Regions from separate parts of the Homo sapiens genome. Here region 2 is linked to region 1. The links are chromatin loops, found by intact Hi-C in ENCODE. Cell type or tissue: GM12878. All regions are shown on one strand. Links, peaks and the distances in the headings refer to the core of each region. The heading gives the core; the rest is flanking DNA.

What was found. Hi-C counts contacts between places; a loop is a spot of excess contacts. Peaks named below come from ENCODE experiments on the same cell type or tissue, not always from the same donor. Only the 100,000 strongest peaks of a DNase experiment are listed, where the experiment ranks them.
Region 2: a loop joins it to region 1, with 10 times the contacts of the local background. A loop is called at or near these places in 3 of 110 quality-filtered maps.

What each region holds. Positions count from the first base shown.
Region 1 is chr21:41,126,224-41,141,547 of GRCh38, forward strand. LINC00323 (long intergenic non-protein coding RNA 323) reads right to left here. Exons shown (of 2, transcript NR_024100.1): 2 at 15,277-15,324. Among named protein-coding and RNA genes, the nearest start is that of LINC00323, 14 kb to the right of the region's middle. RefSeq lists a silencer at 14,924-15,120. In GM12878, for the core only: a CTCF peak has its summit at 7,893 (motif pointing left); no DNase peak of the experiment used is centred there.
Region 2 is chr21:39,510,310-39,525,633 of GRCh38, forward strand. GET1-SH3BGR (GET1-SH3BGR readthrough) reads left to right here. Exons shown (of 14, transcript NR_146618.2): 13 at 1,371-1,500; 14 at 4,779-5,195. SH3BGR (SH3 domain binding glutamate rich protein) reads left to right here. Exons shown (of 7, transcript NM_007341.3): 6 at 1,371-1,500; 7 at 4,779-5,195. The coding sequence ends at 1,466. Among named protein-coding and RNA genes, the nearest start is that of SH3BGR, 66 kb to the left of the region's middle. In GM12878, for the core only: a CTCF peak has its summit at 8,182 (motif pointing right); a DNase peak (open chromatin) is centred at 8,122.

The DNA.
Region 1 (15,324 bases), core at 6,809-9,308:
AATTGACAAATAATAACTGTACATGTTCATGGGGGTACATAGTGATGTTTCTGGTTTTTTGGGTTTTTTTTTTGAGACAGAATCTCACTCTGTCGCCCAGGCTGGAGTGTAGTGACGCGATCTTGTCTCACTGCAGTCTCCGCCTCCCAGGTTCAAGTGATTCTCCTGCCTCAGCCTCCTGAGTAGCTGAGATTACAGGCACCCACCACCATGCCCGGCTAATTTTTGTATTTTTAGTAGAGACAGGGTTTCACCACATTGGCCAGGCTGGTCTTGAACTCCTGACCTCAAGTGATCTGCCTGCCTTGGCCTCCCAAAGTGCTGGGATTACAGGCGTGAGCCACCACACCCGGCATGATATTTCAGTATGTAAAAGGTACAGTGATCAGATCAGGGTAATTAGCGTAACCATCATCTCAAATATGTATCATTTATTTGTGTTGGGAACATTCAATGTCTTCCTTCTAGCTATTTGAAACTGTATTATTGTGAACTAGAGTCATCCTACAGTCCTGTAGAATACTAGAAAGTATTCCTCTCCTCTAGCTGTAATTTTGTAACCTTCCACAAATCTCTCCCTCCCCCTCCCTTCCCCCTACCCTTCTCAGCCTCTAGCATCCTCTGTCCTACTTTTTACTTCTATGAGATCAACTGCTTTTTTGCTTAAAGGGTTCTCATTTCATTCCATATATAACTAGCCAAAAATCATTTCAAAGAATTGTTAGCTAATTATCACTAGGCCATTAATATTGAGCAACCCCAATTTCCTTGGGATTTATAAGGCACTATAAATTAGTTTCCTGTGGCTGCTGTAACAAATTGACACAAACTTAGTGGCTTCGAATAACAGAATGTGTCCTCTTACAGTACGGAAACTCAGAAGTGTAAAATCAAGGTGTTGGCAAGGCTGCACTGCTTCTGGAGGTTTTACAGAGGGATCCATTCCTTGTCTTTCTGGGGCCTGGGGGCTCTGCACTCCTTGGCTCCTGCTCCCTTCCTGCATCTTCCAAGTGCATCCCTGCAACCTCTGGTTCCATCCTTACAGCTCCTTTTTCTGCTGGTGTCACTATTGTCTGCCGTTTCTAAGGAGGTTGTGATCACACGGAGCCAACCCAAATCATCCAGAATCACCTTCCCCATCTCAAGATCCTTAATTTATCATATCTGCAAAGTCCCTTTTGCCATAGAAGGTAACATCCCCACAGGTTCTGGGGACTAAAATGTCGGCATCTTGGGGGACCCATTCTTGAAACTGCCACAGGCATCTACCGTGAACCTGTGTCTACTGTGGAGAGCTGAGGATACACAGACTAAAACCCCACCTTCTGTCTCCCGTGTTCTCCCCTCAACATCCAGAAGAACCAAGTGGAGTAACTGGTGCCAGGCTAGCCCTCCTACCATCAACAATGGAAAATGGGAAAATTATGTGAAACAACTGCTTGAAGATGTAAGACATCAGACATGGCAGTACTGTGAGCTGTTGGAGAGAAAAATAAGATAAGCACTATGATTTACCCTGTTTTCTGACTTAAAGTACTTTCCGTATCATAGCATAGGGAAGGCAAGCCCATGCCTGTTTTCATTTTGCCTGGGATGTCCCCATCCCCCACCCCTCCTTCCCCGGGTCCTCCATCTTCTGCTCCTCCTTCCAGGGTTGGAGTTTGCCACTTTCTTTCCCTGTAAAAGACTTTCACGACTGGGTGCGGTGGCTCACTCCTGTAATCCCAGTACTTTGGGAGGCCGAGGTGGGCAGATCAGGAGGTCAGGAGTTCGAGACCAGCCTGGCCAACATGGCGAAACTCCATCTCTACTAAAAATACAAAAAATTAGCCGGGCATGGTGGCGTGTGCCTATAATCCCAGCTACTTGAGAGGCTGAGGCAGGAGAATTGCTAGAACCCAGGAGGCAGAGGTTGCGGTGAGCAGAGATCGTGCCACTGCGCTCCAGCCTGGGCGACAGAGCAAGACTCCATCTCAAAAAAAATAAAAAAAATAAAAAAATAAAAAAACTTTCTTCATCCACTGCGTAGCAGTGCATAGTAGTGCATAGTAATCCTGCTGAGCAGAGAAGACAAAGCTCAGAGTTTGGTTGCTAAGACTATGGGAGTGGGTGGCACAGAGTACATAAAGCATGGTTGGAGGAGCTTCATGGAGGAGCTGCAGAAACTTATACAGGGGTCTCCTTGAGTCTCTGAATGAATCGTAAGTTGGGGATATATAGGATGAGATTTCACAAGGCCAGGCAAAGCTTTTAGCAATAAACCACCAGCTATCCTTGGCACAGGGAGGTGAGGCTGAAAAGAGCTACGTAGAGATTCCAGAACTTGCAAAGAGCCAAGTGACGTAGGAGTACCAACTCGCCAGAATTCATAGGTCTGAGGAATACCCTAGGAGCTCAATTGAGGCCTCAGAAATGCCATGCCTCAGAAACTGTGGTTCTCTAGCCTCATAGTAAAAGCTACTTTATACTCACCCTAACATGCTTAAAAATAAGACTGAAAGAATCATGCTGAACTACATACAAGGAAATTAGCTACTTGCCAGAACAAAACTCAGGCCAAGTGTGGTGGCTCATACCTGTAATCCCAACACTTTGGGATGCTGAGACAGGTGAATTTCTTGAGTTCAGGAGTTCAAGGCCAGCCTGGGCAACATGGCAGGACCCCATCTCTACAAAAATATATATAAAAATTAGCCAGGTGTGGTGGCATGTGCCTATAGTCCCAGCCACTTGGGAGGCTGAGGCAGGAGGATCATTTGAGGTGGGGTGTTCAAGGCTTCAGTGAGCTGTGTTCACACCACTGCACTTCACCCTGGGTGACAGAATGAGACCCTATCTCAAAACAAAACAAAACAACAAAAAAAAAACACACACACAAAAAAACAAAACAACAACAACAACAAAAACCTCAATGCTCTTCAAGGAAGACAATATAATCCAGACACTTTACAAGCCAGCATTCACAATGTCCAGCATAAAATAAAAACTTACTAGACATGCAGACAGACAGGATAATTGACCTGATACCTGGAGGAAAATGTCATTAGAAAAAGACCCAGACACAATAAGAAGTATAAAATTATCACACCAGAATCTTGAAGCAGCTATTAGAAATATGATCATAGACTTACAGGAAAACACAAGCATAATGATGAAATATAGGGGATCTCAATCAAGATACGGGATCTATAAAGAAGAGTGGAAATTCTAGAGTAGAAAAACAAAACATCTGAAATAAAATATTCACTGGTTGAGTCTAACAGCAATATTTACACTATAGAAGAAAAGATCATTGAACTTGAAGACTGGGAAACAGAAACTATCCAAACTTAAAAACAGAGAGGAAAAAGGGGAGAAAAATGAACAGGGCCTCAGCAACTGTGAGACCAAATGGAGTGGTCCAGTAGACAAGCAAATGGAGTCCCAGAAGAAGAGGAAAGAGAGATTAGAGCAAAAAAAATTTTTTTAAATAATGGCCAAAATATTTTCAGATTTGATAAAAGATAGAAACCCACTATCTCAGTTCATTTGGGCTGCTATAACAAAATATTATCAACTGAGTGGCTTCAATGCAACAGAAATTTATTTTGCACAATTCTGGAGGCAGAGAAGTCCGAGATCAAGGCATCAGTATCTGGGATTATAAGGACTCTAATCCCATTCATGGGGGCTCTGCTCTCACGATCTAACCACTTCCCAGAGGTACCACCTAATACCATCATATTGGTAATTAAGTTTTCAACGTAATAATTTTGGGGAGGACACAAACATTAGCACCCACAAACCCTCAGGCAGAATATCACCAAAAAACCCACACTGAGATGTATCATAATCACACTTCTGAGAACTAGTGATGAAGGTCATCTTAAAAGCATCCAGAAAAAAAGAGACGTTACACACTGGAGAACAGTGATAAGAACGTTCTTTTTATCCTAATCAAACCAAAAAGAAGGTCATATGTCAGTGCAATGAAACATCTTTAAATAACACAAAGAATAAAACAAATGGACAACTTAGAATTTTACATTCAGCAAAAAAAGCTTTCAAAAATAGATATGCAAAAGGGGCATTTTCAGACCCCCTCCTCCCCCCAAAAAAGTCAGAGAACATTTCATCAGCACACCTGAACAACCAGAGTAAAGGAAGTTTTACACACAGAATGAAATGATACTGGGTGGAAACTCAGAAAGGTATAGAGGAACAAAGAATTCCAGAAATGGCAAAAATGAGTTCAAAATGAGGGTAGGTATAAAAGAATTTCTTTTTCTGTGATGCCTTTAAAAGTTAATGGGCTGTTAAAAGCAAAAATAACAATTGTGGGGTTTATAACATTTTGTAGAAGTAAAATGTATGCCATAAATAGCAGAAGGGACAGTGGAGGGATGGAATTATACTGCCATATGGTTATTACATTATACACATACATTATACACAAAATTATATAATATACTTGAAGGCAGAATATAAGTTTAGAGTGTCTACAGTCATCCTCAATATCCATAGGGGATTGGATCCAAGACCCTCTGCAGATACTGAAATCCAAGGATGCTCAAATCCCTTATATAATGTGGCGTAGTTGGCATGTGAGGTTTGCATACAGCCTCACACATCCTCCTGTATGCATTGCATCATCTCTAGATTACTTATGATACCTAATACAATGTAAATGTAAATAGTCATTATACTGAATTTCGAAGTGTGTATTATATTGTATTAATGTTTTAACTATTTATGATCTGTGGTTGGTTGAATCTGTGCATGTGGAACCTGTGGTTACGGGGGGCCCACTGCATTGTAAACCCTGAGCCATCACCACAAGGAAAAGTGAAACAGTCTGGAGGGAAAGAGAGAGGAGGAAATCAACAACTACAGCAAAGTGTTACTCTCAATGTCAACAGCACAGACAGGCACAGGGTGTGGTGAACACAGCGAGGTCAGCCAGCTTTTGCAGACCTTGGTATTAATGAAGTATTTCCAGAGAAGGTACCAGACCCAGGGAATGGGACCTGGAGGAGAAAGCCTCAGGGGGCAGCTCCAAGAAGAAGGAAAAGCATGTGTGACAGAACCAGGCTGTGAGGGAGCCAGCCTTCTACAGGAAGAAGACCCCTCTGAGCCTACTGTGAAATCACCAGCCCACCAGCAGGAGCAAAGAGTATAGGGAAAAAACACCCAAGTGAAAGTATTTGCATATTTCAACAGAGAATGTGTGTGTGCACGTGTGTGTGTGTGTGTGTTTGCACAAGCACATTTCACTTCTTGGTCAAGACATTCCACTTCATGGAGTTAAATCTCTTATCGCCACTCTTTCCAATCCCTGGCCCCCAGAATTACTGATTCTTAATTACAAAGATAAGCTGACAAAGTCCTTACATTAAAGAGGGCTTGCTACAGAAACACACCCCTGGGCCTAGGAAGGTTCAGTAATCTACCCCAGTCAAACAGGTGGTGGGAGATGGAGCTGAGATTAGGACTCAAAGGGCTGGACTCCAGGGTCTGCACTGTTAGACTCTGTGCTCTCCTTCCCCAGTCATAAACACGGAGGAGACTTCTGCTCCTCCTTCTGGGCTTGGAGTGTGTCCCTTTCCCTGGAAGAGACTTTCTTCATCCATGGCTTTGTCCCCGTGAGTTGGCTGCCTTGGTTGCAGCATTGGCAACAAAGTCTCTTCCAGGGAAAGGGGCACACTCCAAGCCTGGAAGGAGGAGCAGAAGTCAGAGGACCCAGGGAAGGAGGGGTTTAGGGAAAGGGGATATCCCAAGCAAAATGAACAGCGGTTGCACTGACACAGTGGTGTGAACGCACCTGGCTCCTTCAGGATGATATATGGGGGAATGGATACCTGAAGCCAGGAGAGAGAGGATGTTGGATGGAATGAATAATGAACAAGGAAAACTGTTCTGAGAGGTCACAGATTAAAATAAACCTAGAATGTGTTGGCCACCTCTTCTCAGAAGTGGATAATGAACAAAACTCTTCTTCAATCGGTTAAGCCAAAGGCAAAAGCCTGGGACATGCAAACGCCCCTCCTTTTATGCAGCTAATTATACCCGGAGTCCAGGTGAGACTCGATGAGTTAATGAGGATCCACTCAAAGTCTATCACGGTCCAGAGACAGAGCTAGACCCAGACATGTCCCCTGTCCTCACCAAGCTCGTAGGCTAAAGGAACACAGACAAAGCAAGCAAGCAAGCAAGTATAATGCGGCCTGGTAAGTGCCAGATCGGGATGGTTCCCTTTTCCAGGCTTGATTCCGCAGAGGCAAACCTGGACACAAGGAGTTGAGCACAGCAGTTAATTTGGGATGTGAGCCAAGAAACACTCATGGAGGAGCAGGGAAATGAGACAGAGAAAGGAAGGAACCCATGCACAGTGCACAGTGGGCACCTGGGCCCAACCCCACTGGGGACGTCTAGGAGGCTGCATACGTGGTACATGCCCCCAGGCTGTACTGGCAAGCAGGGAGGAGCTGGGTGTTTAGCCACTACCTCCCATCCACCGCTGAGGAAGGGCTGTTCTTGACACACAAATTTGCTGACATTTAGTGAGCCCCTGTTCTAACATGCAATCCTGTGGCAGGAGGAGGTGGCCCTGGGGAAGAAAATCAGGGGCAAGGGTCAATGCAGCCATCAGGCAATATGGGGGTTCAGGAGGCTTCCTGGATGTGCTGGTGCTTAAGCTAAGAGCCAGTTGCAAAGCTGGAGTCAGTTGGGCAAGGAGAATGAAGGAGTAGCGTATCCCTGGTAGGAACGGCACTAACCATATTCACCAAAACTGCTTATGTGTGTATTTTGTTCCCCGCGGGGAGTAAATTCCAATGATTAGGTCTTATTCATCTTTTTATAAACCTTCCTCAAGTGTTTGTTCCCTTTGGGCTGGGCCAGAAAAATCTAAGATAAAGAAGTGTGGGGCTAGGTACGGTGGCTCAAGCCTATAATCCCAGCACTTTGGGAGGCTGAGGCAGGTGGATCACCTGAAGTCAGGACTTTGAGACCAGCCTGATCAAGAACATGGTGAAAACCCATCTCTACTAAAAAAAAAATACAAAAATTAGCCAGGCATGGTGGTAGATGCCTGTAATCCCAGCTACTCGAGAGGCTGAGGCAGAAGAATTGCTTGAACCCAGAAGGCAGATGTTGCAGTGAGCTGAGATCTCACCACTGCACTCCAGCCTGTACAGAGCTAGATTCCATCTCAAAATAATAATAATAATAATAAAACAAAGAAATGTAGGACAAGATGTAAAGGCAACAACTGGTCTACCACCTGTCTAGCTTCAGGAAGAGATGGCCACCAAAAAAGAATGATCAAGATGAAACTCTTACCACCACAAAGAAAGTGTAAAAATTGCTGGGGGGTTACACAACTTTGAGTGGAAGAGGCCATGCAATTTGTTTTGAAAAAAAAAAGTACTATTATTTTACAAAACCAAATATATTGTTTAATTAAAATGTATAGAATGCATAACATTCTATAAGTGGAATCACATTATACATGCCAAATTTAAAAAAAAAATATCCACAATATGCTGTGGGAGCTATTTATACTCATAAACATAGCTCTAGAACGTTCTAGAATATCATATTGTATCAGATTTCTATGCATTCTTTTTAGCCTATCTATACCTTATGGTCTTTAAAGAAGGCTAATGCAAGTAAATACCTGCTTTCTTTTTTCTTCACTTCCTTGAATGTTTCTTGCGTTTTCTTTGAAATAAGAAGCCATTTTCCTCGAGCATTTATTCACACCATAGCCTATGCAACAATGCAAGACACCATGGTTTTGTGGGTCCAGGCCATTCCTTTATTTGGGGGGCCTTTGATGTCCCAGAGCAAGTTCTCACCAGAGCTGACCTCATTGTTTGGACACAGGATCCTGCCAGACCTACCTTATACTGACATCTGCTGGTCATCTCGAGGTCATCTTCAGTAATAGTTAAAATGGAGAAAGACTTTGAGTTGTTTCCCAGAGTATGCTGAAATTTTTCCCTCAGTTTTCAAGGCTTTAACCAAGACATGCAACAATTTTTCTGGGCAGCTATGTCTGTAATAGAATACATATCTGTTGGGTCTTGTTTTTCTCCATCTTATGTCATCTATTGCTGCTACTTGCAATTGGTTAGACCAGCTATCCTCACTCAACACTATCCCGGGAGCATTTGTGATGGAAAAAAAAAATGGGAAACTTACATAAACTGTTCCCCATTTTTTTGTTTGTTTTCACAAATTATCCTCAGATCCTGAGCTTAGGTCTTCCACAGAATGAATATAAGGGGGATGGGAGGACAGGGAGCATGGAGAAGCGACTTTGAGAAGAGCTTGTGTCCAATGCCAGCTCCTCACTCTCCATAACACTGTGTCACAGTGGCTCCAGCCACTCGTAAGAGCCAGTCCCATCACAGGAATTTCAGTGGCAGAAAACTAAAATGGTTATCCATCATTCTGGAAAATAGCTTAAAACTGAAAGGCAACCTTCCAGAACCCGAGTTCCTACAAAAAGAAACTCCTCCTAGAGAGTGAGCTTCTACTCCCCTTCCATCCGTGCCTGCCACTCCCCACTGGTGCACCCCTGCCCTTGCCCCTCACATGACACTGTGGTCCCAGAAAGCAATTAGACTCCCAGGTCCCGTGGAACTGGGTTCAAATCCCCTCTCCAAGCCTCATTTGTGTGAACATGAGTTAGTAATAAAACTTTTCTAAGACTCTCTTTCCTCAACTGTAAAATACATAAATTACGATAACAACACGGAATGGAAATGTGGTCGTGAGGACTGAGATGGAATCACTTTCCCCCTCAGCCTCGCAGCAGATGTCCAGCCTCTGCTCTCTCCCTTTTTTGGCTTAGTTTCCAAGTTTTATTCAAGAACTCATACAAAATATTCCGGATAAATGATGTCTAATCCTCATCTTCCTCCTCTTCTTTTTTTTTTTTGGTTAATTTGGAAGTAACATAATTTGTAAGTCTCTGTGCTGTTAGTAACGAGACACAATCAAACACAGAGATTGTTGCTCAAATATTTTTTGGTGAGATATTGCAAATACCATTTGGAAAAAAAGCACCTCCTCCTTCCTGCCTCGTTGGCCTGCTCCCTGTGAGAGCCTGGATCTTAAAAGCAATCTCCACCTTCTCCCACACCTGCAGTCAAGATGTTCCCCACTATGGCACTGAAGCCACTCTCAGCAAGCCCATCTGTGACCTATTGATGATTTTTACGTCCTCTTCTGGCTTGCCTTCTGAGGATTTCATCGCACCCACTTCCCTAGTTTTCCTTCTGCTCCACTCCAGGTCAGACCCCTTTACTAGATCTTCCTCCTCAACCCCTTTCAGAAGGGGCAGCTCAGAGGTCACCCTTAGATGCCCATCTTTGACTTTCCCCTAGTTGAGGTCCCACAGCTGTATTACCTCTATGCTGATGATGCCTATACCAGTAGTTCAGCCCTACCTCTCCCTGAGCTCCAGGCTCATATATCCAACTATTTCCAGGACATCTCTTTTGGATGCTGTGCGGGACATTTTTACACACCACCTCACATCCTCTCAGCCCACCCTTTTGCTCCAGCTGTTGCTGTGGTAACCAGCTGCACACAGGAGGGGCTGATTCCACCTGCAGCCTGAGGCCACGCACACCTCTCGGTTCTCCCCCAGGACAGCTTGGCTGCTGTAACTGTGGCACCTGCAGGAGCCCACTCAGTCAGTCACAGGGGGAGCCATCGTACACCTGGAAGAGTAAGAGAGTTGACACGCCCAGGCAGCCCTTGGTAGGGAGTGGAAACTGGTGGTGATCCTGTCCCCTCCCACTTCCCAGCAAGACCCAGCCCAGATGTCCACAGCAGGGATCAGCTCCAGAACATACTCAGCGTTGGGCTTCCCTCCTCGGTCTCACTTCTTCCCAGTCCCTGAGATCGCTTTCCCACACAAATAATATGCAGCTCTGCTCTTCTCAAAGGATCTGCTTGTGGGGGGAATCCAAACTAAGGCCCCTCAAACATAACAGAAAATGTTACTCTTCCAGCTTCGTTTCTCCCCTGCCCCATCTTCACATCTCAACAAATGGAACTGATAGCAGTGGTAGCCTGTCTGGAGCAGCCACTGGGAAGACGGCTGCAGTGGCGGAGGTATAGCCAGGGTTGCACACTCTGCAGGGCTGGTGGGAGCCAGGAACAGGCGGGAGCCCAGCCACAGCTCCAGACCCAGGCATCCCAGTGCTCTTGGAGGCCCGGGAAGTCCCTGCCCCTGCAGGCTCAGAAGTGCTTGTTCTGCTCCAGCCATCTGGCCGTTCCCCTCTACGGGTGCCTGTTCCAGTGAGGAGCAAAGTTGTGGCAGAGCCTGGGTGCTGTCACAACCCAGCTGGGTGTGTGCATGCTCAGGGTGGTGCTGACCTGCCAGCCCCATGCAGCTTCATTCCTTTCAGAACTTTGAGCATCAACAAGCATTGGAGGGAGGTGAGGGGGGGATGAGGGCACCTTGGCGTAGGCCTGCAGGCACCCCTCAGCATGAACAGCCTGGGGGCCGTGGATGGTATGTTGATGGCAGAAAGGAGAGAGGTTCCTGGGTAGAATGGGGTGGCCCCTGGTAAAACCCCACCTTTAAGCCAGGGACACCCTAAAGCCTGGGGGGCTGGGCTGCCAGTTCTGGGTGGAGTCTGCAGCTCTGAGTGAGAAGTTATGGTGTTTTTTCCAGGCCTGCCCATGGCCACTCATGGACCAATCAGCACGTACTTCCTCCCTTCTGAGCCCATAAAAACCCCTGGACTTACCCAGACTCACATAGATGTCGAGACTACCAGCTGCAGAAAGGAGCTACCCATTTTGGGTCTCCTCGACTCATTTGAATGACCTCCCTGTGAAAAGGAGCTATCCACTTTGGGTCTCCTGAGAGCTTGTTCTGTCACTCAGTGAAGCTCCTCTCCACCTTGCTCACCCTCCAGTTGTCTGCATGCCTCATTCTTTCTGCACACTGGACAAGAACTCAAGACCCACTGAATGGCAGGACAGAAAGAGCTGTAATTCAAACAGGGCTGAAACACCTGCCCCTGCTCACCACTGTGCGTGATGAGAAGGAGAAAAGAGCTGTGGCCCTTCGGGGAGCCCAGATCTAGGAGCTCCCCAAGCCAGGGCTGTGACACCCTCTTTGGGGATCTGCAGTTCCTGGTGTCTCCAAGCTTCCAGGTGCCACTGTGTTCCCCTCGTCCAGTTGTGGGTGCCCACAGCAGAAGCCACATGCAGTACATCTGGTCCAGCCACAGCTTCGCACAGAGCTAGCACCTGTGCTGGCACCTGGAGCTGCCTGCCCCACTGTAGCAGCTGGCATGCCTGGCCATGCACAGTGGCTGGATGCCCCCACCACACACCCCTTGCTGCTCCACACCTGGCTGACCCGTGGTAGGTGTGGGATCTGGGCTGATAGCGTGAGCCAAGCACAGGCTGCCGGGCTGAGTGGGTGGGACAAGCCCACTGGGTGCAAGCAATACTCAGGCAGAAAGTGCCACCGACCACAGAGGTTTCCAGCTGGCGAAGTGACAGCCCAAGGATCCCGTGACAGAACCACATCTGCCCCATGTCTCATGTCAATCTTAACTCCTCATGCTTTACCTTGTCCTGCAGGGTCCATCTATCAGCAAGATCTACCAGCTCTGGCTTCAAAATAGTCCCCAGATCTGTCCACCTTTCTCCGTTCTTCTTTCTCCGTCAGGATAACATAGTCCAAGCCACGACCATAGCAACAGACTCCTAACTTGTTCCCCCCTCTTCCATTCTCAGCCCCAACAATCCTTCCTCCACCAGGCAGCCAGAGTGGCCTGTTAGTCTTGGAGAGGTAAACAGTAGCATATCTTTGCCCCACTCAGTGCCCTCCAACGGTGAGCCATCGAAAGCCTGCTCAGCTCTGAGACTGTTGCACCCTCTCATGGAAAGTTCAACAAGAGTGAGCACAGGTTGGACATGTTGAGTTTACTGTTTATTTTATGACATACTTCCAAAACCCTCTTAAAGAGAATATCCCGAATATATTGTGCTGCAGAAAACATGCAGCTTCATTCCCTGCCTTTACTCACTTTTTTACAGTGTTTTCTGTTTCTGCTATATATTATTACTCTCTGGTCTTTTTATCAATAATCACTTACACAGAATATGGGCTGGGAGGATTTCTCAAAGGGAGGTCCTGACCATCTGCAGAGCGGATGTAGTTTGGATGTGTGTCCCCTCTAAATCTCATGCTGATTGTAATCTCCAGTGTTGGAGGTGGGGCCTGGTGGGAGGTAGGAGGTGTTTGGGCCATGGAGACGGATCCCTCCTGGCTTGGTGACGTCCATGTGACAGTGAGTGAGTGCTTGTGAGATCTGGTTGAGATCTTGCTTGCCCTCTGTCTCTCACCATGTGACACGCCTACTCCCACTTCACCTTCTACCATGAGTAAAAGCTCCCTGAGGCCTCCCCAGAAGCTGAGCAGATGCCGGCACCATGTCTGTACAGTCCGCAGAACCACGAGCCAATTAAATCTCTTTTCTTCATAAATTGCCCAGTCTTAGGTATTCCTTTATAGCAATGCAAGAACAGCCTAACACAAGGTCCAATGCTGTCCCCTGCACCACATCCTTCCCGAGTCCCCTACTACCTCCACTGCCCCTTTGAGGGCTACACGGCTGCATTTGGCATCTGCACATGGGATCCCCTGCATAAGAAGGAGCTGCCACTCATCTGAACAGCACAAACAGGCCACGGCAGGATTCCTCACATCTTCTGAACCTTCACACTGCCTTAGCGGCAGTGGCTCTCCAAGGCACCCGCTCATGGAAAGGGGCCCTGTGTGATCCTCAAGCACCCGGGGTCACCCAGTCCTTTCTCCTCAGTTTATGGGTACACCAGCCTGTCTGAAGCCCAGACAGTCCACAGGCATCCAGAGCTTAGCAGGTCACTACTCAAACTCGTCATGATGATGCCCATTCTGTAAATGAGAAAATGGAGGGAGAGGATAAAGAACTGGCCTAAGGTCTCAACCGTTGTTCATTGTTGAGTGCAAGACTGAATGCCATAGCCCTTGACACCACAGCTGCTTTCTCCTGCTCTGTGCTAGGAGGCCACAGCTGTCCATACCCCAGGACACTGACCTACACCAGTGCATGTGACCACCGCCACATGAGATACTGCCTGCCTCAGGAGTCACTGTGCTTCAGAGGACACCTACACTTGCACACACCACAAAAGCTCACACATGCATTCACAACACACGCAACACACATGCACACACAACACATGCACTCACAACACACATGCAACACAATACACACACGTGCACAACACACATGCACACTTCTGCACACACCACACATCATACATGCACATACACAACACAACCATGACCCCAATACACAGCACATATGCACACATGCGCATACATACATGCACTCAGCACATACACATACACACACGGCCCCCACAGAGGTTTTGTGCTTATGCTTATGACCCAGAGACTATTCAAGTGCATGTGGGGTCCATGCAATTTCTCCTGGCCACCTGCCCTCCCTCCCGCTCCCACGGCTTCCTCTCTACTCTCTGGAAAGCAGCTGTGGTGTCAAGGGCTATAGCATTCAGTCCTGCACTCAACAGTGAACAACGGTTGAGACCTTAGGCCAGTTCTTTATCCTCTCCCTACATTTTCTCATTTACAGAATGGGCATCATCATGATGAGCCTGCAATAAAAAATTCACGCGATGTTGCTGAGACCCTCAGTGCACTTCCACACGGGCGCGCTTGCTCCTTCAACGATTGCCGCCTCTGTAGCGCATCAGATCCCACTTCACAGGGCAGGTCTCAGGAGATGGGTGCTGCGGGCACCCCGGGTTGGAGCCAGTTTCCCAAGGCAGAGTGCTCCTGGGCTACTGCTTGACTGATGAGCACAAACCCCGGGACAGGAGGGAGGGACAGGGGCAGAGCGAGGCTGCAGAGAGGCCGATTGTCAGTGTGGACTCTGCAACAGCCTGTGCGATCCCAGGACAGCACCCTGGAAGGCTTATAAACCTCTCAGGAGCATCCCTTGGGGAGTACACCCCCCTTACCCCACCCAGTCCTCAAAGAAGGCCACACTGCATGGGAGTGGCTCTGAAGAGGGCCCTGTGTGGTGACAGCAGGGAAGCCCTGGGTGGGAGGCAAGAGGGGCAGGCGTGAGCAGGTGGCGCACTGTCGGGTGCACACGTGCGAAGCTGGTCAGATTCACCCCAAAAGAACACAAGGTACAGAAGTGCCTCGAGGACCTGAACTGGGGCAGAAGAGGCTCTGCTACACCCTTGTTTCCAAATCAAATCATCATCCCTGCGGAGCCCTCTGGCTGTCCGTCCTTTGTTTTCTTTCTTCTCTTGACTCCTGTTACCTCCGCATTTCTCAACTCTTATGGGGAAAGTTTGGACTTTTGAGGATACTGTTAGCCCAAAAAGCATCCTTTCATTCTGCCAGAGAAATTGACCATGCTCAGCATGCTGGGTTCCATCTGCAGAGCCACTCACGCTCCCGGCCTGGTTCCACGCCCAGCAGTGTCGCTGCTGCCGCCATGTATTCTGTTGCTATCGTTCCTGTAGTTGTCAGCACTGTGTTGTGTTGCTGTTTGTGGTGGTGGTGGTGGTGGTGTTTGAGTCCTGGGATCACTGCAAACCCCAGAATTCTTCAGATCCAGAGCTTGCTAGAATTTGGAACAACTGAGTCTGCCATATCCCCTTGTTCCCACAGTATCTAGCATGTGCCTGACACATTGTGAATGAGGATTCATTGAGCAATGTCCCTGGGGGATAAATATCATTAAATTGGAAGCAAATAAAAAATGGTAGCAGACATCCAACTCACCTATTTATGGGTGACTCCCAGGCATGGAACTGGAAAGCCCCAAATTCCCATGGCATGCAGAGTATGCACCATGAGGAACTGGACAGAGCAGGAAGTTTAATGTGTTGGATGCTGCCCAGCAGGCTGCATCCTGCTTGGTGTGGGTGAGTGACACTTGCCACTGGAACTTTTCTTGACCCAGAATTCTTCAAACATTCCATTGTGGGAATGGCTGCTTTTGATTTCCCTTATGGCTTCAGCCTGGATTAAACCCGGGTGGGGGTTGTTATCTGCACAGGGAGCCAAGAGTGTGGGGCCACAGGCAGAGGCTGTGCAAGGAATTGGAAGTTCCTTGGCCATCATCTGTCGGTTGTGGCTTGCATGGATGGGCTGGCCAGGATGTGGCCCCCCTTGTGCCACAGCTCCCCACCCTCTGCCAAAGAAAGTCAGGTTCACAGAGGCATTTTTTTGGTCTTGTTTCATTTATTGCTGAATTCCTGGGCCCTAGACCAGTGTCT
Region 2 (15,324 bases), core at 6,899-9,398, 1.6 Mb before region 1:
GAAAATGAACATAGCTTTTAACCCTCGTTACCCAGAGATAACCACTGTAGCTACATACACACACACACACACACACACACACTGTAGCTACACACACACACACACACACACACTGTAGCTACACACACACACACACACACACACACTGTAGCTACACACACACACACACACCCCATCAATTTCTGGTGAATACTCTTGTAGTCTCCTTTTTTTTCATGGAATGTGTCTATATTTGGGGAGGTAGTCAGTACAGATCTGCTTCATCATTTTAAATGTTAATATATCAAACCAACCCCTCTTCTTAGACCTATAGATTATTTCTAGTATATTCTACACCATGATTTCTCAATATTTACGTCTTTCCAATAATTATTTCTTTTGTTTCTCTCTTGCTAGGCCAGCTTCAAAATAGAATTTTAAAAATAAGATAAAAACATATTGTTAATTTGGAAGAAATTCCAGATTATATATATAGGTTGCTGATAACTTTTGCTTCAAGAAATTAGCTTGTTACAAGAAAATGTAACCAACTTGTGCATTTAACAGCTCATCCTGACAAAATTCAATTTGCTGATTCTTTTTGTATTTGATTCTTCTAACTATATATATATATATATATATATATATATATATATATACTTTCTGAATTTGTAAAGGTTATTTGCTGAGAATGGTTTGTTAATATGAGTGGAGACTGTACACTTAGGTGGGATTATAAAACCTGTTAGGATTAACATATCATTCTAAAGCACCATTCTAAATTGAGGACTCTGTGTTTAGAAGGATGATTTTTTTTATGTGTGTGTATGTATGTGTGGTATGTGTGGTGTGTTGTATGTGTGGTGTATGTGTATTTGTGTGTGGTGTATATGGTGTGTGGTGTGTTTGGTGTGTGTGTGTGTGATGTGTGTTATGGTGTGTATGTTATGGTGTGGAGGGTATGTATGTGTATGTGTGATGTGTATGTGTATATTGTGTGTGTATTTGTGGTATATGTGATGTGGTGTGTGGGGTGTGTGGTCTGGTGTGTGTGTGTGCTATGTGGTGTTTGGTATTTGTGTGTGGTGTGTATGTGGTGTGTGTGCGTGGATGTGTGTCTGGGTGGTGTGTGGGGGGGTGTGTGTGCTGTGTGTCATGTGTGTTTCCGTGGTGTGTGTGTGTTTGGGCGGTATGTGTGTGGGGTGTGTGTGTGGCATGTGTTTGTGTGGCATGTGTGGTGTGTGTATTTGTGTGTTGTGTGTGTTTGTTTGTGTGTTGTGTGGTGGGGTGTGGGAGGCTTTGACCTCTAGTCCAGCATTTTACAGTCTTTTTCTCACTGTATCCTTGGCCCTTATGCTTCTTAATACTAATGTAAGTTTTGTTAAAATAAGACGGAAGAAATAGCCATGGAGGGTGCGGAAGGGGAAGCCGAGGAGGAGGAAGAAACTGCAGAAGGAGAAGAGCCTGGAGAAGACGAAGATTCCTAGGCCTTTTCATGCTTCATTTCTTCCACTTCTCCAGGTAGCTACAGGATTCTGGGGTGGAAAAGCTGCTAGTTACCGTACTGTATGCTATCTGCGGCACATTTTGCTTAGTAACAGGAGAAAGGGAATTCCAATTCAGGGCTGTCTGTCTCCTTCCAAAGCCCTGGTCTGCACACCTTTCTGGCGGGGTCCAGCTCCTTTCTAGAGCTGCGGGGCTGCTGACCTTTCGTGGGTCTGTTTCTTGCACACTAGGGCACAGAAGGCTATGGTTGATGGGATTTCTAGGAAAAAGTGCACCTTTGATGCAGGGAAGAGTTTTGTTTTGCATTTACTTCCTCCTCTTCCTCTATATAAACTTTGTTTGAGAGAAGATACAGCAAGTGTCCTTTTATCAGCATTCTGTAACCTCAACTCCTCCACCAACCACATGTACAACTTTAGGGGGGTGACTACTGATGTTCAGAATGATGGCAATAAATTATAACCTTAAAAAATCACAAAGCTGGTGTTGAGTCATGAAAGAAAATTATTGCTGCCACGGGTTTAGTCGTCAGTGCTTGGTACTCCATTTCCGTTTCTATTAACCAGAACGCTCCTCTGGAAACACCGGGGAACATGGTGAAGTCCCTTTAGGTATCTTTGACAAGTAAGCTCTTGCTGCCTTCTGGTTTTAAACTTCCCTTGATGATGGAAAATAATTATGTAATTCTTACTAGTTTGATAAGTGCCACATATTAGTGAACATTTATTAAGTGTTAATAAGACAATAGAATCTGATAATGGATCTTGAGGACATGGGCGAATGCTTAAATATTGTGAGCCATACAGATAGGACAGCATGCGTGAAAACCCCTAAAGACATGAAGTGCATTAGCCGGGTGGGGTGGCTCATGCCTGCGGTCCCAGCTACTTGGGAGGCTGAAGCCTGAAAATCACTTGAACCCGGGAGGCAGAGGTTGCAGTGAGCCAAGATTGCACCACTGCACTCCAGCCTGGGTGACAGAGCAAGACTCTGTCTCCAAAACAAAAACAAAAACAAAAAACAAAACAAAACAAAACAGAAGACATTAAGTGCTATAAAAATATCTGTTTTTTCCTGATATTTGGCAAATACCTAGGTACATGTTGTATTATTATTAATATGATTGGCTTTGCAACTGAATTTGAGGCCATAGTTTATTCTCTAGGGCAACATTGCTCATGGTTTTGCTCTGGAGCTATAAGCGTTTTTTAAAAAATTTAAAAAAGTTTAGTCTTTTTATCTCCCATATTATGCCTCCACTGAAAATTAAGACGGCTTTTTGGGCTGTTACTCTCAGGAGATAATGATGGAATATGCACTCATTATTCTCTAAATGAGAGACACTTATCAAACCAGTAAGAATTACATAATTATTTTCCATCGTCAGTAGAAGTTTAAAATTACAAGGCAGCAAAAGCTGACTTGTCAAAGATACCTAAAGTGACTTCACCATGTTCCCCAGGCAGGTCTCTAGTTAAGAATTGGTGCATGTACAAAGAAGGGTGGATAGAAGGGTTTATTTGGAGAAGGAAGAAGAAATCTTTGGTGCTCTTTAAAAATTGGCTGACAAATAGCAATGCTCTTTGCACCAAAGTCCAATTTGAATAGTAGGGATGTCCCTTCTTAATAGACTTACAAAAAAAAGCTGATATAAAAAGCACTTAATCTATTTTTAGAGCATCTTGGAGCTAGTGAGGGTGGCCATCACACTTTGTTATTGGACCATAAAGGTTTTGTCATTCATTTGCTTGAATGAGAAAGTGATTCTAGCCCACGATTTGATGTCTCTCCAGGGTGTTTCTTTCATGCTCTGGACCCACAGACTTCTACTTTAAAGCCCTCTGCTTGCCACTTGGTTACAATTCCATTTCTAAGGAGTGGGTTGGGACTCATTTTTGAAAAAAAGGAAACTGGCAAGCTTAAGATATTCTACCTGAAGAATGGTAGAAAATGAAAATATGATTATATTTATCCTCATACCAGAAACAAAACAAAGCAAAACCCACAGTAACAGACTCATTGGTCCTGTTTAAATCCATGTCTGTTCACTCAGCTTGGAAAGTTCTTTAAAAATTGTGCAGTTTTAATGTGATAATTATAAAGAAATATTGGATGTGAAATGGCACAGCCGAGAGAGAATCTTTAATGTAGACAGATGGCTTCTTTATAGGCCATTTCCAAAAAAGAAAGAAAAAAAGGCAAGTTACAGTTGTGGCTAGCACATTCTGCCTGTTTCTCTGATGGGTTCTAGTTTGGAATCCAGTCCCTAATAGTCTGTTGTGAGGTCAAAATGTCTGACAGTGAAGGAGTAAACCAGGCAGCACCCTAAATCCCAGCCACTGACTCCCGAAGAGAGTCAATAACCTTTAAAATGCGACATGATGATGCAGTCAGGTATTCTGCAAACTATTTGGCTTCCAAAAACAAACCCATCTCATAACTCATAGATTATCCATGCATTTTATTTGAAAAGACGATTTTAGACAGAACAAGGCAATGAATGGAACTATGAAAGAATTCTCATTTCCCATAGTTGAAGTTGGAGTCAGAATCTATTATTATTATTATTTATTTATTTATTTTATTTTTTGAGACAGGGTCTCACTCTGTCACCCAGGCTGGAGTGCAGTGGTGAGGTCATGGCTCACTTTGACCTCCCTGGTCTCAGGTGATCCTCCCACCTCAGCTTCTTGAGTCGCTGGGATTACAGGCACGCACTACTATGCCTGGCTAATTTTCGTATTTTTTGTAGAGATGGGGTTTCACCATGTTGCCTAGGCTGGTCTCGAACTCTTAGGCTCAAGTGCTCTGCCCACCTTGGCCTCCCAAAGTGTTGGAATTACAGGCATGAACCACCACGTCTGACCTAGAATCTAAATTGATGTTTGAGTCCCAGGGCAAATAATGTCCAATATGAGACTGGATTCTACCTCCCCAAAGCTTGCCACTTAATACCTTCTTCTGGTGTAGCCATGAACCATTTAGAGCTCCGCCTCTGGGACCAAGCTGTCAATTCAGCCTATTTTCCATGAAAACACAGTGGGAAATTATAATTGGAGATGTTGTCTTCCTTATGGTGTTTGATATGTGTTTATGCAGAGAAAGGATATAAATCTAGCTTAGTTTTCCATGAGACAAATTCCCTTTCCTTTCAGTGGGGAGCAAATGATGACTAGTGGTTTATAGAATAAAAGGCAACACTTTCCTTTATTGTATGTTAAGTGATGAAGATTGTGGTAAACATTCTGTGTCTTTCTCTACAGTCTTTCCCTAATATTTGCCTTTTCTTTTAGAAAATGGAAGCTATGAAGCAACATTTCAAATGTCTCTCCACAAACCAAACTCAACAGAATACTTTGGCTTGAAGCCGGCACACCCAGGGTTACTGAGGACTTATGCTGCCTGACCTGGTTAGATGTACATGGAGGTATCTCCCGAATCATACAAAATTAAATGTGAAGACCGTTTATGCATACCTTCATGTGCCTGACAGTCTTGGCTTTTGAAGATTTTTTTTTCTTTTTTGCTCTGCATAGCTAGACCATCTTATTAATAATACTCTGAAAAAAATGATTTCAAGGCATGGAAGTTCTCTGTGATACAACAATAGTATTTCTTCAAATGCGCCTTATGCTACTTATCTCAGAAACAGGTTTTAAAATGAAGTGCTTTCCAGAGAACCATCATATAAATAAAGATTAATAGAAAAATATCTTGTCCCAAGGAGCATCATTTCATTATTTATAGTCTCTGCTTGCATATGCCTGAACTCCGTCTGTCTGTTGCCAAGTCTAAATCTTCAGCAGCACTTTTCTGTCTGCGTTGGGATCGATGTCTTTTATTGCACTGATTATTTGGTCCATGTTTTCAATTGCATTGATTGTCTCATTACGTCGTATTTTTTTTTTTATTACACACACGTTGTGCGTATCATCTTTGAAGCCTTATCTAACTGTAACTTTATCATCCACTTGTGTGGGGATGATGGTAAGGAGGGATGATGGTAAGGACAGAAATCTGCAACCCAGTGCCCTTCACACGTTTCTGAGCTGAAGGGAGTGGCTGCTTCTGTTTCTCCTGCTGTTGATTGATTTGTAGCCATGGCTGTGGAGACGGGTCCTGTAATTTTTCTTCCTGATGGCCAGGAGTGTGTGTTCACCTACAGCTGATCCAGCTCCAATGACTTGTACACCAGGTAAGTTTGATAGCATTTCTCTGCTCACCTGCCTGCCTCAGTTTACTGTAGATATTTTTTCTTCCTTGTAAGATTTTGATATTCCCCCTGCTACCTCCCTGCCTATGTGTGATTCCTTGTGTTTTTGCAGCAAATGTTGCTCCTGTATTGTCAGAGGGGCTCATCTCCTTGCTGTGCTCTTTTCCTATTTCATGTTAATTATGGCAATTCAACTTGGAGTGGCATAAACTTTCCCCTCTGGAGTCTGCCTCCTAATTTTGCAGCAGAGTCTGTTGGTGTTATTTCAGAGTGTATTCTGCAGTTGCAGAAGTCTCGTGGCTGTCATGAACTCTGGGAAACGGCTCTTTTCTTGTTACCCTAGTAACAAAAAAAGGCATTTTGAATAGAATTAGGTTATTTTGTTTCCAATCATTGAAGTAGTCTGTGTTAAAAACATTTCTCCCTTTGCTTAAGGTAAAAGACCACAGTAAAATGGAAATTCATATAATTGAAAATTAATTTCTACTTTTAATTTCATTGCACTAAATTATGTCCTATCTAAAAAGCTTGCATAATTTTTACAACAACCCCCTACACAAATAGGCCTTAACTTTCTTCTTCTTGCTCAGGGCTGACTTTTCTCTCTTTCATGGCAGAGTAGGATGGAGATAGATTTAGTTAGGTGCCAATTTTCCTCCTATTTCTCTCTCTCTCTCTCTCTTTTTTTTTTTTGAAACAGAGTCTTGCTCTATCGCCCAGGCTGGAGTTCAGTGGCAGGATCTCAGCTCACTGCAACCTCCGCCTCCCAGGTTCAAGCAATTCTCCTGCCTCAGCCTCCTGAGTAGCTGTGATTACAGGCACGTGCCACTACGCCCAGCTAATTTTTGTATTTTTAGTAGAGACAGGGTTTCACCATATTGGCCAGGCTGGTCTGGAACTCCTGTCCTCAAGAGATCTGCCCACCTTGCTATTTCTCATATTTTAAAAAGAAAATAAATATCTATGCTGACAATAAGCAAAGATAAAAACCCAGACCACTTATTTAAATTGAATTAATTTTTTCTTATATTGTTTTCCTGTAGTCAGAAACATTAACATCTTAGAAGGGTATTTGTATTTGCTCCTGTTTCATTTTATTTAAAGTATCACTGAAATGCAAAAATCACTTAGATCAATAGTACCCTATGGATGGTATCAGTTCTCTTCTAGTTTTGGCTTCAGCTGTCCCTTCAGCCTTCCATGGTTAGCAATCCAGTGGCACAGTGAGGAGAATCCCAGATATGGACTGTATGGTATCAAAATACGATTAAAAAATCTGAATGCTTTTCAATATAGGAAGCTTCTAGAAACTAAGCAGCATTGTGAATCTGTAAAAAAGAATAACTCACAAGGAAACCCCAAGTGAATAAGGAAAATCATTTTGAAGAAAAACCAAAAGAGACCAGAGAAATGGAATAATTGCATGATGATCTGAAGTGAATCGAAGTTCAAAGAGCTTGGTTTAATAGTATAAAGGAGGCCTGAACACGCAAAGGAACTGTTTCTTTTCTTTCCTTTTTTTTTTTTTTAATTAGAAAAGCAACTACACAAAAATTTGAGTGTATTTTTTTTCCAGCCACTGAACAATACACTCTCCTTTCCCCACTCTCCTCTCCTGGGCTCCCTCTCGTTTCTTTGGACTGAAATCTTCCTTTGTGGTTGTCTTTGAGTTCTTAGTTTTCTCAATGAAATGTGAAAGGTATAGGAAGAGAATGAACTGTATTGCCTGCAAAGATTCTTTGGAAATATTTACAGATTTTTTTTCTTTTTTTTTTTTTGGAGACAGTGTCTCGCTCTGTCGCCAGGGTGGAGCGCAGTGGCACTCTCACTGCAAGCTCTGTCTCCCAGGTTCAAGTGATTCTCCTGCCTCAGCTGCCGGAGTATCTGGGACTATAGGCCTGCACTACCATGTTTGGCTAATTTTTGTATTTTTAATAGAGATGGGGTTTCACCGTGTTGGACAGGCTGGTCTCGAACTCTGACCTCAGGCAATCTGCCCACTGCAGCCTCCCAAAATACTGGGATTACAGGCGTGAGCCACCATGCCCAGCCTACAAATGTTTTCTTTCAAAACTCATTTACCCGGGCCAGGTGTGGTGACTTATGCCTGTAATCCCAGCACTTTGGAAGGCCGAGGTGGGTGGATTGCCTGAGCCCAGGAGTTCAAGACCAACCTGGGCAACATAGCAAGACCCCATCCCTACAAAAAATACAAAAATCAGCCAGGCATGGTTGCGTGTGCTTGTAGTTCCAGCTACTCGGGAGGCCAAAGTGGGAGGATTGCTTGAGCCAGCACTCTAGCCCAGCCCATTGATCACGCTACTGCTCTCCAGCCCGAGTGACAGAGCAAGACCCTTTCTCAAAAACAAAACAAAACAAAACAAAAAAACCGCACCTCATTTAACTGTTAACACCTGTGCAAGCACGGCAAGTAGGTGTGAAGGGCCTGGTACATTGTAATAACAGAGAATGGCCATTAGGTGGCGATAAAAGACAAGCTTCTTGCTATGGTGTCGCTGCCCCCGAGGTCCCCTGGCTGTGAACCCGAGTCAGGGTACTGCTAGTTGACATTAGAAGGTGGGAAGAGGTATTTGTCAACCAGATGGAGGAAAATAGACAAAAACTCTACTTATAATTAATTTGTGAATTAATTAGTGTATCATTTATAAAGCTTTTATCCAAGATAACTTTATTTTGGGCCAAATGTGCATTTATTGTTTGAATGCACATCCTTGCATTATACAAAAGGAGCCTAAATTCAGTCAACAACTGATTGCATGTTGACAATTTTGATAAAGATACGGGGTCTTTTAGCCTCTAATGGGGTTCTATCTTATCAAATAAGTAAAAACAGAACTCTGATTATTGAAGGGGTTGATTATCCTTTTCTTTCGCAAGACTTTTAGTTCGAATAGAACATATGTCCAAATATTTGGAAATATATTCACGATCCTAACAAAGGCATTCCTTTCACAGTTGTCTAGGTTACTTGGCTTTTTCACTACTTTGTTTTGGAAGGACTTTCTTGGAAGTAGTAAAACTGAGTTGGGAAATCTTTAAAATGTATCAGTGCATCTGGCTGTTTTCCAAATCAGAAGTCAGGAGATTGTTCAATGATGCGGAAATGTACTCAGGTGTGGAAGATTCCAGTTGGGGAGGGGCTCAGGTGGACAGGTGTGAGTAGCATAGAGGGGGCGTGGAGTGGGGGCTTAACCTGGGGGGCTCCTGGTTCCAGTCCGGCATTCTGTAGATTTAGCACCCGGATCTTGTCAGGGGAGGTGAGAGAAACCTCCGAGGCAGACTCCCATGAATCAAGCTCACAGTCTAGGCTTACAATCAGGGTGTGGGCTTTCCTATTATTTTTATTCACTAACACTAACGGAGTGCCTGCTATGAGCCGGGCTCTGTATTAAAGGCTTCGTGTGTTGCCACAGTAACCCGATGAGGTGGATACCATCTTTATCTGGCAAGGAGGAAACTGAGGCACCGGGTTTCAATTCAGTACTTCGGCAATGGCTGAACCGAAGCTGAGATATACCTGTGTCCCACTCCAAAGCCACGAACAGCCTTCCCAACAAGCCCTTTCCTCTCGGTCCTGGACCACAGTACGGTTCCTCTACGGTGCCTGGCTGGCCGTGGGCAGTGTGCGCCTTGGCCCCAGAGCGCCTCCTCCGCCTGGCTTTGGTCCTCGCATTCTGTCTTCAGACTCGATGCCGTTCGGGCCCTGGTGCAAGGTGCCTTGCCCTTCTCACTTACTATCCACCTATTTTGTTTTCTTAGTTGCACCATCAGAGGTCTATTCCATTACCTTCATCTTCCAGTTCTTTGGGCCGCTAGCTGTGGCCGCCACCACCAGCGCCAGTTACAGAGGGAACTGGGTCACTGTCCACCCACAGGGTTCTAGAAATTGGTCAGTGGCCTCAGATCCGAAGTTTCAGGTTGCAGAGAGAAAATACTAAAACTGCCACCTGCCTTTTCCAGCCTGGTTGTCCTTGGATATATCTTGCCCACTGATGCGGAAGGACACACACACACCAATAACTCATTTGGTTCTGAGCTATCAACTGCCACGCAGTGATGTGCCAGAGTTGCAACCAGCCCCACATGGTATTTTTAGCTGAGAGAACAACTCCTTCTAGTTGAGGATGGTTTAATGAGTGCGTCTTAATCCCATGACATGAATTTTAGTTCGTTTTGTAGCAGGTCAGGTTTCTCTGTAGTCCCTGCTTTTTAAAAAATTATTTTTAATTTTAAATTAAAAATTTTGTGGGTACATAGGTGTATATATTTATGGGTTATATGAGATATTTTGGTACAAGCATGCATTTTGTTTTTTTGGGAAAGTTTTTATTTCTCCTTCATGTTTGAAGGATATTTCCACTGCATGTACTATTCTGGGGTAAGTATTTTCCCTTCAGCACTTCAAATATGCCATGTCACTTTCTCCTGGCTTGTAAGGTTTCTACTGAAAAGTCTGTTGGAGGTCCATTGTACGTTATTTGTTTCTTTTATCTTGCTGCTTTTAAGATCTTTTCTTTATCCTTGACCTTTGGGAATTTGACTATAAATGCCTCGAGGTAGTCTTCTTTGGGTTAAATCTGCTTAGTGTTCTATAACTGCCTTGTACTTGGATATTGATACCTTTCTCTAGGTATGGGAAACTCTGTTACCTTCCCTTTGAATAAACTTTCTGTCCCTACCTTTTTCTCTACCTCCTCTTTAAGGCTAATAACTATTAGGTTTACCCCTTTAGGCTACTTTCTAGATCCTGTAGGATTGCTTCATTGTTCTTTATTCTTTTTTCTTCTCTGTGTATTTTCTTATTTTTGATGCACTTTTTGTTTCAATAATTTTTGGGGTACAGGTAGTTTTTGTTTACATAGATACGTTCTTTAGTGGTGATTTGTGAGATTCTAGTGCACCTGTCACCCAAGCAGTGTACCTAATATGTAGGCTTTTATCCCTCAACCCCCTCCCAAACATCCCCTCAATCCCTTAAATTTCATTATATCATTGTTATGCCTTTGTGTCCTCACAGCTTAGTGCTCCCTTATAAGTGAGAACACATGATATTTGGTTTTTGATTCCCGAGTTACTTCACTTAGAATAATGGCCTCCAGCTCCATCTAAGTTTGCTGCAAATGACATTATTTCATTCCTTTTTATGGATGAGTAGTGTTCCGTGGTTGTATATATACCACATTTTCTTTATCCACTTGTTGGTTGATGGGCACTTAGGTTAGTTCTATATCTTTGCAATTGTGAATTGTGCTGCTATAAACATGCATGCGCATGTGTCCATTTCATACAATAAGTTCTTTTCCTTTGGGTAGATACCCAGTAGTGGGATTGCTGGGTCAAATGGTAGTTCTATGTATGTAGTCTGGAGATTCTTTTAAGAATCTCCATTCAGTTTTCCATAGTGATTGCACTATTTTACATTCCTACTGGTGGTGTAAAAGTGTTCACCATATCTATACCAACATCTATTGTTTTTTGACTTTTTCATTATGGCCATTCTTGCAGCAGTAATGTAGCATCTCATTGTGGTTTTAACTTGCATTTCCCTGCATTCGTGATGTTGAGCATTTTTTTTGTATGTTTGTTGGCTGTTTGTCTTCTTTTGAGAAATGTCTATTCATGTCCTTTCCCACTTTTTGATGGGTTATTTGTTCTTTTCTTGATGATTTGTTTGAGTTCCTTCACCAGTTATACTAGGTATGGCCATTTTACATAATCCCATATTTCTTGGAGATTTTGTTCATTTATTTTGATTCTGATTGGGTTAATTCAAAAGCCTTGTCTTCAGGCTCTGAAATTCTTTCTTCTACTTGTTCTAGTCTATTCTTAAAACTTTTCACTGCATTTTGTATTTCCCTAAGTGTGTCTTTAATTTCCAGGAGTTCTAATTGGTTTTTCTTTATGATACCCATCTTTCTGGAAAATTTTTCATTCATATCCTGAATTTTAAAAAATTCCTTTATTTTGTTTTTCACCTTTCTCTGGTATCTCCTTGAGTAGCTTAATAATCAATCTTCTGAATTCTGTGTCTGCTATTTCAAGGATTTTAGATTGGTTTGAATTCATTGCTAGGGAGCTAGTGTGATCTTTTGGGGTGTTATTGAACCCTATTCTGTCATATTACCAGAATTAATTCTCTGGTTCTTTCTCATTTGGGTAGACTATTTTTTCAAATTGTTCTTGAATGTATTTGACTGTATTTTTTTCTTTAATTTCTTTTTTTTTTTCTCTTAAGGGTCTGACTTCAATGTTTATAGTTTATTATAGCCTAATTTGATTCTTGGTGATTTTAGGGGGGAAGACTCCGTATGAGTTCCTTAGTTATAGAGAGTCTTTGTGTGCTGGCTTTCCCAGATGTTGGCTGTAGTATTTATGTACTTGGTGTATGGGCAAGTTCACTGTCTCCTACATGGTTGGAATAGCAAGGATCTCTTGAAGCTTATCTCATTCTCCCATTGTGAACAGTTTTTAAATGTATTTGATTTTTCCCCAGCATTTTATTTACTGAGTTGATGATTTAGGCTTCAGGCCAGTAGAGGAGGTAACCCTGGGTAGACACCAGTTGTAGCTAAAACAGGTAGGTAGCTGTAATACCCAGTGGTGGGCGCAGGTTCCAGCCTTGATGAAGGTGTCTGAGGGAGCTCTCAATTAGATGTCTAAGGTTTTATCAGGGTAAAGGGTGGGAGCTACCTCAGCTCCCCTGCCAGGCCAGCAGGAAAACTACTTACCTCCCAGCTTCACTCCTGTCCCAGTGTTCTGGCTATTCAGATCAGACAAGCACTTCTTTTCATCTGTAGGAATGTTGATGTTCCAAGTAGAGAGGGGTTGTGACTCTGCCTCCCACGCAAGCCTAAATCTGAGGAGTGCTCCTCCTGTGGGGATGCTATCACCCTGAATTGTACCAGAAGGCTGACCATAGGTGCATCCATGCTGCATACCCATGAGAGAAGCACCAGCTGTGTCTGCAATGGTGTACCAGAGAAGAACAAGAACCCCTTTTCCAAGACCCTTCATGTACAGACAGGCTGCCTGCCTACTGGGGCAGACTTTCCCTACTGTCCCTAGCAATGCAATTGTATCTCTGAAACTTCCCATTAGTGGATAGATCTGGGACTCAAGACCTGCTGTTTAGATTCTTTCATCTGGGTATTCTTCCCTTTGATGTTGTATTCCTCCTCTTCCCTAAAAATGGGAATTCCTGAGAACCATACTATAGGGATTGTTATTGCTCTCCTGGGTCTAGCCACCCAGTGGGGCTACCAGATTCCAGGCTGGTGTTAGGAAATGTCTACAAGGGATCCAGTAATGTGACCTGTCTTCAAGTCTCCCATCTGTAGATACCAGCACCAGCTCTGATGGAGGTGGCAGGGGAGCAATGTGGATTCTGTGAGATTCCTTGGTTGTAGATAGGCTTAGTGTGTTGGCTTTCTTGAATGCTGGTTATAATTGTAGTGAACTTGTCATGTGGATAGACTCAAGACCTCTGGTTAGCCAGGGTGCTGTATGCAGAGGTGATAGCTGAGGTCACATGACTGTTTTCTCCTTCCTGGGCACAGTGTTATTCTACTCAGAAGTGCTACAATGGACTGTGTTGGTTGGCCTCCATCCAGGAGGTGGTGATTGCCAAAGAGCACTAGCTGTGGTAGTAACAGTGGGATTTGAGCTTGCCCTAAGTTGCCCTGGGAAAGTATTCTGGTTTCTCAGGCAATGGGTGAGGCTATAAAACTCCCCAAAATTTATGTCCTTTGTGTAAAGCTACTAGAGTGGGTGGAGGGGCACAACCAGGTTGGGGCAGGGTTAGGCAGGTCTGCACTCTGACTCTCCTTGAGCAGGGTTAGTGACAGCTCCCGCAAGGGTTGGGGAAATTTTTTTCATGCTGCTTGGGTAATGTTCTGGAGAGGAGCATAACTGCCTCTGCTGCACAGGACAGTTTGCAAAGGGAGTGGGGAAAAGTGGGTAGCAGTAAGTCTCATGCAGCTCCCATGCATTTGGCAAGGCTGATCTCACTCCTGCAGTACTCTGCTAACAGTGCTGGGTTAGATCCAGGCAGTCTGTGCACAGAGCTGCGCCAGGCCATCAGCTTCCCTGCACAGATAGCAATCTTGGCTTTCAGGTCACACTGTTCCCCATCTGCCCACAAGGCTGGGTACCCAGCTCCTGAGGGTAGTGTCTGTAGAGCACTTGCCATTCACCCCTCCCTAGATTCTGCTCAAGGGAATTTGTCCCCACCTGAGATTATATTATAAAATTCAGTTGAAAACTTCTTAATTCAGTTGAAAGCTTCTTTTAAGTTGTGACCCCTCCCTGAGTTCGTTGGCTGACTTCTCTGAGGACCCCTGTGGGATATAATCAGGAATGGCTTCCCCCAGTTCATGCTGGAGACTGGGAATGCCTGCAAGGCACTTCCTGCTGCTGCTTCCACTTTTATCTTTCATGTCACTCCCTGAGTCTGTTCCAGCTCTGGGTAGAGTTAAGACCTTCTCCCATGGCCTGGATTTTCAGATTCCATGGTGGGTGTGTGTGCTCTGGAGGCAGACTCTCCCCCTCTCACACTCCGGGGACTTAAACAGTTTCTTACTTGTCTCATAGGGTAGGCTGCAGCCTGCCACTTCTTTCAAAGGTCTGTGGATTCTTTTGGTTTTCTTGTTAAGTTCCTGCTTTGATTCTTGGAAAAAAAAAATTCATTGTGAATCTCTACACAGTATTCTTTCCTTCCAAATATGAGAGACACACTAACACTGCCTCCGATCTGCCATCTTGGAAAAAAACCTGACTGTGTATTTGCAAATAGCCTGTCTTCAAGCTCACTGATTCCTTATTCTGCTTGATCAATTCTGCTATTAAAAAACTCTGATGAGGCTGGGCATGGTGGCTCACGCCTGTAATCCCAGTACTCTGGGAGGCCGAGGTGGGCGGATCACGAGATCAGGAGATCGAGACCATCCTGGCTAACACAGTGAAACCCCATCTCTACTAAAAATATAAAAAATTAGCTGGGCATGGTGGCAGGCACCTGTAGTCCCAGCTACTCAGGAGGCTGAGGCAGGAAAATGGCATGAACCTGAGAGGTGGAGCTTGCAGTGAGCCAAGATCACTGCACTGCACTCTAGCCTGGGAGACAGAGCAACACTCTGTCTCAAAAAAATAGAACAAAACTCTGATGAATTCTTCAGTATGCCAATTGCATTAGAAGTCTACCTAGTATTCTATTGTACTGCAGCCAAGCTGGCACTCAAATCATTAGACACAGTCTCTCCCGTTTCAACAGGCAGAGGAGCCTCAGTCACATGGCCACTATTGCCACAGGCCCACGAGGAGTACTGCCAGGCTCCTGCCAACGTTCACTTAAGGCCCAAGGGCTCTTCAGTCAGTTTGTGGCTCTTCAGTCAGATTCTGGTTAGGCCCCAGGAACTAGAGTCTTTTTAAAAGCTCCCCCAGCCTGCTGCCTTGAAGGATGCTGAAGTCCCTGCACTTGCTAACACCAACAGCCCAGGGGAGCTGGGTCCTGCCTCCACCAGCATTCCAGTGGTGGAGCTTCAATGAGGCTGGGCACCATGTACAGTGCCGAAGACCTCCTGATCACTCATGGGTACAAACTGTTGAGA